2 separate regions of the Mus musculus genome follow, and region 2 is linked to region 1. The links are chromatin loops, found by intact Hi-C in ENCODE. Cell type or tissue: gastrocnemius. All regions are shown on one strand. Each heading gives the region's core, and the rest is flanking DNA. Links, peaks and the distances in the headings are about the cores only.

Evidence for each region. A loop is a pair of places that touch in the nucleus more often than their neighbours do. Peaks named below come from ENCODE experiments on the same cell type or tissue, not always from the same donor. Only the 100,000 strongest peaks of a DNase experiment are listed, where the experiment ranks them.
Region 2: a loop joins it to region 1, with 4 times the contacts of the local background. A loop is called at or near these places in 2 of 42 quality-filtered maps.

The regions. Positions count from the first base shown.
Region 1 is chr1:16,819,619-16,824,018 of GRCm38, forward strand. No RefSeq gene overlaps it. Among named protein-coding and RNA genes, the nearest start is that of Ly96, 130 kb to the left of the region's middle. In gastrocnemius, for the core only: a CTCF peak has its summit at 2,444; no DNase peak of the experiment used is centred there; H3K4me3 peaks cover 1,349 bases; H3K27ac peaks cover 3,325 bases.
Region 2 is chr1:16,985,118-16,989,517 of GRCm38, forward strand. It overlaps a transcript of Jph1 not described here. Among named protein-coding and RNA genes, the nearest start is that of Gm46085, 110 kb to the right of the region's middle. In gastrocnemius, for the core only: no CTCF peak of the experiment used is centred there; no DNase peak of the experiment used is centred there; H3K27ac peaks cover 2,833 bases.

The DNA of each region.
Region 1 (4,400 bases), core at 218-4,217:
ATTCTAATCTTCTAGTTCCTTCTCATTCTGTGTCCCATTCTCTCTTCACCTGTCTCTGTACAACTGTCCCAGTAAAACTGCCTCCTTTCTGTCTACACTGCTCTCATTTTAAGTAGCTTCTCTTTTTTTCTCTATTTTCCTGAGAGTTGGGCATATCCTATTCTGTCAAACCTTTTTCTGATTTGTCATTTTGTCTGCCACTCAATTAGGCATCACTCTCAAATATGGATGCTTCCTTCAACAAACTAACTTCACCTTCGTTGTTTTCCATTAAAGGTTTGTACTGAGGGTGTGTCTGCATTCTAGCCAGAGGGATTAAAGGTGTGTGCTAAGACTGAACCACTACACAACTAGAAACTGGTTTTCCAGTGAACAACACAATCTCAGAGTTCACAGTATGATCATATATCCTGCAGCAGGATGTGTTTTTATACTTTTCCTTTATTTCATAACACTGAAGATCAAATCCAGGATAAACACAAAACTCCATTACTAGCTCCTATAGCTGGAATGTGAAATTAATTGAAAAGAAGGATTTAGGCTTCCACTGTCCCCTTCAGAGGCATGCCACCATGGCTGTTAGACCTCTAACTGGGACCTGCTTCTTAAGCTTTCTCACTAGGCCTTTATAACATAGGACTGAGATGCCAAAGCTTTTGAATTCAGATTCCATTTTAGAGAACCTGACCCAAGTTTGAACGCAGGTAAACTAACAGGCTGGTACTTAGCATTAGTTTCCAAGTTGCTCCCCCTCCCCCCAACAAAATCTGAGTCTAGCTCCAGTCTCTAGGCTAATCCCCAACAAGATCAGTGTTTCCAGGTTACACCCTCAACAAGACCAGTGTCTCCAGATTATTCCCCCAACAAACCTGTATCCCCACAGGTTACAAGCCCACCCCCTGTCCAATGACCACCAATGCAGACGGGAGCAGAAGTTAAGTTTATGATATGACTCCCAGCACCAACCAATTATGTTAAAGGCCACAGCAGCTTTCCAATTTGATGCTTGCACAGGTATTCCCTGCTTGCTGCTTACTATAAAGCCTTGCCCTGATAGACATTCTGGGATGCGCCACACCCCCCCTCCAAAAAAAAAAAAAAAAACCTGTCCTTCATGGGTGGTGTGTTGGGGGAGGCCCAGAGCTAGCTTGAATAGAATAATAACCCTGATGTGAATTGTACCAGATCAGCTCCTGTGTGTGTTTTAGGGGATCACTAACATTTTCCCTAGCACAACAGGTCACCTGGGGCACATTCTGGATCCAAACCCTACAGTTTTGATGGGCTTCAGTTAGGGAGTTATATATTATGCCCTAGATCAGAGATGTTGACTTTTAAGGCAAGTGGGTGAAAATACCCAGGAGGAAAATAATGACAGTTCTTCAGTTCAGCTGGAAGAACCAGAATGCATCATTGATGTGATAACTTTTGGGCCAGAGGCTATTAATATGCCTCTTCTGTCCATCTCAGCTACTTCCTAAGGAACAAAGTACTGTTCAAGGGACTGATTCAAGCGACTTCACTATGAGCAGGCTCACACGGTTGCCTGCTTGGCAGAATGCTCTGTTTGTAAAGGGAATAAACACTGACAGGAACTCTGATGAGAAGATTTTCAAACTCGAGCTTGTTTTACTTTATAGCAAACAACACTCAGTGAAAGGTTCTCTTAAGATTATGCTTAGCTAGACACAAGATGAACTATGTCTTTAAATGACTTAACAGGACATTTTCAATCAACTCAGCACTTGGCAGCTTTCACCTTGATGAGCAGGAACAGGTGGGTGGCTCAGGCTTCTCAACCTTGACTAGATGACCCTAGATGACTTTGTGCTTTCATGATAGCTGCAAGAGAAAATAAAGGTTAATGAAGGGGCTTAGGGGAAGTATGTGTGTTGTTCAGGTGTCAGACGTGGGATATATAGAGAAATAGGGAGAGGTAAGTGTCACTCAAGCAGGCATCATGGAACCTGGGAAGCAGGCAGGCAAGGGGGATCTGGGGTTTGTTGGGAACTCCAAATGCCTTTTTGGTTCAAGAGCAAGGAGGCAAAACTCTAGTGGTCCGTGCTCACACAACCATGCATGCTTTTATGACTCTGAGTCAGGCCTCTCTTCTGTGTTTGGTGGGAAAGCTTCTGGGCCATCTGTGGGTCTCCACTCTGCCTTATTCTATTTCTGAGACTGGGCAGCTTTTTAGGTGCTTTAAAAACTCATATATTGTCTGGAATTGGTTCCGGTTGTAAGCACTCTGACTCCATCTTTCACTCTTTCTTCTAAGTCTGTTTTCTTCTTTGTCCTCGTTATGCTCCTCTCTCTAATCCATGTCTCTGGCTGTCTGGATAAAGTTTCTGGCACCTGACATGTCTGCCAGGAAAATAACAACTGCTGGTGAAGGAGAAACCCTTTCCTGTTTGCTCCACAGTCTTAGGATACTCATTCTCAGCCGCTGGGTCCACTGCGGTCTCACGTTCACCGACAGGGAAGTGGCCAGTTCATGCCTATTACTTGAGAATGTGTTCAGATTCAGTTTTTATTTACTTTATTATTTTTTCAAAGATCTGGCTGTATTCTGCCTATCTTCCTGTCTTCTAAACTCTTCTTTGGTCACTTAATCACATTCTTAACATTTTGTACCTGAGAGACTTTGATGGTGAGGACAGAGCATGCTCTGATGCTTCTTGGGAAAATGCTACAGCTTGTAATTGTAAAGTAATATAACCTAGGTAAAGTCCTTCGCATCAAGGAATGTGAAGAGTCAGAGCTACCTTTCAAGTGGTTTTAAGACGAAAGATTTGGTTTTGGTTTTGTTCACTTGTAATAAAAATTCTATCAGGTTATCTGATGTTCAGACTGCTCACTGGGTTTATAAAAGGAAAGATTTGCAAACAAGAGTAAGGTTCATTATTAGTAAATGTCTAGAGGTAATTTGTCTTAAACAATCTTGATTTTCGAATTAGAGACAACCCGGTGATAGAGCACCAACAATAAAAGGCCCCAGGTTTGGTCCCCTGTACTTAAAAAAAAAATCAAGCCTGTGTTCTCTTTCTTTCTCCTTCATAACACCATCTTCCATTGTTCTTATCTTTTTAGATGTTTTTCTGAGTCTGTTTACATCTATGAGATGAGAACTTAGCAATACTGTTTCCTCTTTATCATGGGGGTATAAACTCAAGTTCTACATGCCTGAAGCCTCAGATAATAATATCAAACTCTATGAGCTCTTTCATACACATGGATCCATAGCAAATGTTCATTCTTAGAGGAAATAGCTTAAAGCTTCTCTTGGGCATATCTAAACTATCAGTATTGCTCTTCCTGCTCCTCCGGGGCAATATAAAGTATAATAAGGGTGACCCAGTTTCAAGCATAGTACATGCTACAGAATCTGATATGGTAGCCAAGATGGCTCCTCAGTGACAAACAAGTTGGATAGTTTATGCAGTGTGGTTATGCTAGGTGAGGATAATTCACATCCTAGGCAAGTTAGAAAAGGATGGCTGAGATTTCATCAGAACAACGTGCAATTTAAAACTCCATGGTTTCACTATTCCTAAAACCTTTTTACTTAGTGTTTTTGGACCACTATTAACTATAAATAAGTAGAAGAGTGGAAGGTGGAATCAAGCATAAAGGTGTTGTATTTATATAGTGGACCTGCAAAGCACTTATAACATAGACTTATAACATAGACTGATGATGGTTTACAGGTTATAATATCAGGTTTCTCCAATTTTTCTTTTTGTTCTTTGAAGACATTGTGTTGCTATCGCAGCCCTGGGTTGGCTTAGAACTCACTATGTAGACCTGACCCTTAATTCACAACAATTCTCCTGTCTCTTCATTCTAAATGCTGGGATTTTAGACTTAGGCCACCACATCAAGCTTCAATTTTTAATTCCATTTTTATTTTTTCTCTCTCAATATATACACGCATGTATAAAATAACACAATATTTTTCTAAATATCATTGATTTGGGTTTTTTACTATGAAGTATTTTTCTCTTTGCAATTAGAAAACAGTTTATGGAAATATACTTCAAAATTATGAAAACATTCTGTTTGTCATCAAACATTCACACACTTCTTAGCATTCACTGATAATTCTTAAGTCTATCATATCAAGTGATAAAGTTAAAGAAATGCTAGAGTTAGAAAAATTAAAACTCTGTTTTATAGGAGACACTTTGTAGCACTCTCTTTGTTATTCTGGAAAGTATTTTATAGATGATATAGCTTACCTGAATATCTTCAACTATAACCCAAAGAATAAATGAGATGATAGTGATTTGTGATTACATGTACTTTGTGGTTCCATATATACACTTTCTTGGTACTTCAACACTAGACCAGCCATTGAGGGGTTGGGGATGTAGCTAAGTTTGTAGAATGCTTGCCCACAATTC
Region 2 (4,400 bases), core at 300-4,299, 170 kb after region 1:
GAATACCAGGATTATCCAGTGATGGTTCCCTACCACACAGAGATATTCCAGCAATTGAAATTCTATCAACCTTCCAGTGGTAGCCTCTGTAGATCAGTGGACTTCAAAAACACGAAGAGAGTGGCTATTTTCTAGGGGAAAAGAACTGAAAGGTCATTAAGGAAGAGGAAATTAAGACACTTTTGGTTTCCCATGGCCTGAAGGAGCTCTGATTCTCCTTTTTTCAACTTCTTCCTCTATCATTAGGTAAGTTAGGAAATTTCTCCAAGTAGATGACAATTGAAAAATACTGGTGTTGGTACCTTTAGCAGGAAGCTCAAATGCAAGGGAAGCTAAGAGTCCAGGAAGGAGACCATCACCCAGTCCACCTGGAGCAGGAAGGGGCATGTTCATGGAGATTAGCAGATGGTTCTTTGATGTCCATGCTCCTCCTTATTAAGAAAAATTTTCTAGAACCTTTACAATTCAGTAGAAGTTAAACAGCAATAGCTATCCATAGAAGTTTGATTTCCAAATTTCTTGTTATAAAATGAATTTAAAAAATCATGCGTTTGTGATTTGTGATGTCAGCTTCAGGGATTTAAAAATAGGTTATTATAATAATTGCAAATATATCTATAGTATATAGATTTTTCTTTCCTTAAGAAAAGCAGAAATGGGCTGGTGAGATGGCTCAGCAGGTAAGAGCACCCGACTGCTCTTCCAAAGGTCCTGAGTTCAAATCCCAGCAACCACATGGTGGCTCACAACCATCCATAACAAGATCTGACTCCCTCTTCTGGTGTGTCTGAAGACAGCTACAGTGTACTTACACATAATCAATAAATAAATCTTAAAAAAAAAGAAAAGCAGAAAGTCTGGATATGGTGGCGTATGCTTTTAATCACTGCACTTCAGATACAGAGGAGTCAATGCAGACCTCTGTGTGTTTGAGTGCAGCTTGGTCTACACAGTGAGTTCTAGGACAGCCAGGACTACAAAGTAAGACCCTGCCTTAAACAAATAAACTAACAACCAACAAAACAAAATACAGAAGGAAACACAATGAAAATAATCTCAAAAACTACAGTGGAGACACTGGAGACAGACGGTGGTGACAGCTAGGAACAACATGAAAATACCAAGAGACTTGCTTACAGGAACAGGAAGACTGCTTTGTAACAAGCAGAACAAATAAAGCACTTAAAAAATACATGTTCCCATGCTAGATTCACTACACGTCAGGATCCTGTGCACAGTGTTCTTGTATATCCAATGACATTCCATCTAGTTGGCATGTCTCACAGCCAGTTCAGATCCATGTCTAAAGCTGACTTCAGTGTCTTCGGTTCACTGGAGGTCACTTGCTCGTCCCCTCCTTCTCTTGTAGTTAAGGGCACCAGAAAGTCCAGCTGCTCAGGCCAGGGATGCCGTTCTTGTGAATCTTTCTTTTCCTTACTCTCCACACCAGATCACTCAACACAATGATTGAATTCCCTCCACTTTAGTCGGCCCATTTCTCTTCACCCCATAGTTGCCAGTGCGAAATAAATAAGGAACCAGGATCTGTTACCTCTGAAATAAACTTCTAGTATTCATTATGCTGTCTAACCAGCTTAAGTGTAATGTCTTATCAGAGTGCTGAGAAACCATTGGTGCAGCCATGGTGGATGGTCTGCTGGCCTTATTAGATATAGGAACAAGTTGCTTACCAAACCAATTGCACAAAATTACTCAGCCACAACTTTGAGAAGTGGGAGCAAATGGCATCTCAACAGTTCTTTTGTAAATCTCAAGATATCTTTCTCTCCCATAAGTCAACACCCTTTCTCCATGTAGCATAGAGGCACTGACAATGAAAACCAGAACTAGACAGTAGGATCCTCAAAGTATGTTATGGAAAAATTGCTACTTTGCAGGAGCTTGAGGATCCAAGGGCAGAATTGTTTTATGCATTAATCAGCTAGTTAATGCTATATATGTGTGGCATTGTCTCAGACAATAGGGCATAAGATATAAAGTCTCTGCCTGTTTCTCTTAGAAATGCAGTTTTGGGTAGAGATAGAAAACCAGACAATTTCTAAACAGAGTTGAGGACCAACAGGGTACAGGGTTCTCTGAGGAAGGGATTCTCTACAGCAGTGGAGAACTATGATAAGGAAAGCTGCCTGGCACGGTTTAGTAGAGATGTGAGTTCCAAGTCTAGCCCTCTTCAGAGCCTTTTCTTTTTCCGCTAAGGATATAATCAATATGGCGTGCACTAGATTTTAATAATATCATGTGAATTTCTGTAGTCACTACTCAGAATGAGTATCTTTTCATGTTTATTTACCCCATTCTTTTCTGCACATGGCCCATACAACAAACTGTGGAAAAACTCAGGCCCGAAAGAAAAGACTCTGATGCAGCCTGTCTTTGCTCCGTGAAAAACTGTCTTCTCAAGTCCTACACACATCTTTGGGAAAAAATAAGGTGCAGGATGTTTTCTCAAACGCAGACTTGCTTCCTGTCGGTGTCTGCCTGGCCGTGGGGCTTCCTTTTCTAGGCCAGTGGTCACTGGGGGAGGTCAGGAGGATGTGATGGAATTTGTACATGCAAACCCCATAGTTGTCATGAATGATGTTTTGTTTCCCTTAAAAAGCAGTCAAAAGCAAGGGAGAAAATCTATACAGATGGATAGAGGGAGTTGTGTGTAGGCTAAGGAATGTGAGAACTCTCTGGTAAAAGCAACAGATCTGAGTGTACAGATCTTAGAAGGATGAGGTACAACATCTTATCTGGTTTGACAGAAATGTCCATAGAAAACTACTATATGTGTTTGAGAACGACTTATTCATGTACCAATGGAATATGCATCACTGTCCACCTCAGATATTAATATCATGTTTCATCAACACCAAAGACTCAACCTCCCTGATTAGCCTGGCAGTCAAAGGGGGCTCTAGCTATGCCTGGTATTTTAACCACTTAGTGGCCAGAGAACAGAATTCAAGCTGCCTGAAACAGAGAATAGAGTGCATCCAGGATGTGAAACTTGGGTACGTTGCTGTGAGTCTTGGGTTTGCAACTTGGCAGCTGTGTATTCTAAAGCAGTCCTGTCTATCTTCTGAGCCGTGGTGTTCTTTTATGGAAGCAGGAGAAAATTATTAGCTCATTAAGTTACTGTAAGCATTTAACACTATGTTGCTATATATGTCTGCTTTTTAGTCTTTTCTCTTATTGTATCATTCATGCAGCTATACTTGTGCACCCCTTTGGGTTGTGGCACCTTTATCAAACCTCCATCTCTAAAAATATTTACATTAACATCCATAACACTATCAAAACTACAGTTATGAAGCAGCACCAGAAATACTTTTTTTGGTTGGGAGGTCACCACAACATAAGGAACTGCATTAAAAGGTCACAGCATAGGGAAGGTTGAGGACCACTGTGCATCCACATCTCCGAGGGGACTGTTAGAAATGAGAAATTCTAAGCCAGGGTTTGCAGTTGGCTAATGGCAGGCACTCTGAAGGTTGAGGTAGGAGGATCACACATTCAAGCCTGCCCTGACTATAGGACAAGTTCAGGGCCAGGTGAGCTATATATTGATGTCTGTCTCAAAATAGAGGGCTGCAAGACAGCTCACAGTAGCACACTTGCCAAGCATGTGTTAGATCCTGGGTTCAATCTCTAGTATCAAACAAAATAAAACAAAAACAAGAGGAAAAATATTAAAGTTCTTGGACTTGCTCTTTAGAAACTATGCCAGAAAAGTATGCAAGGAAGTATTTCTACCTCCAAGCATTATTAAAGTTTGAAAATCACTTGAGAGTGTGTTTTCACACTTGTATTCAATGTAATATGGTGGAAGAAAAAAAACTGTCGGTGTTTTAATGATATAAAAGTTATTTAAAGTTTCAGTAGATTTTTCTTCTGCTGGTTTCTTTAAAATAATGAAACAAGTTCAAAGCAGAATTTGTTTCCTGTTAGTTCGCAAAGACAAGCCCAGGAGTGTGGCTAACACTGGGCTGAAGATAACCTCTCTGATACTCTACACTGAGCAGTAGTATATATGGCTTTTAACCATTTTCTTGATGGTAGAGGTTATAAATGAATGGTTGCTATGCTCCACATCATTAGATGATCTAACATCATCTTTTGTCTATGCTATTTCTGATTAAATAGATTCTAATTTTTATTTAAAGCCACCACCATTTGCCTGTGTTCACAACAATTATGTCTAAAAACTAGGCTTGTTAATATTTGCTGAATATCAATGGTAATGCTGAGGCCCCATGCACCAGCTCATTCCCATAATCAAGCCTCACCAGTAGGCAGAGCTTTACCGAGATCTTTCATCATTTACCTTGGCTATATCATTTTATTGTTCAGTTTGTGCAACAGGCATTAATGAGTAGGTGCACTCAGTCTGAGAA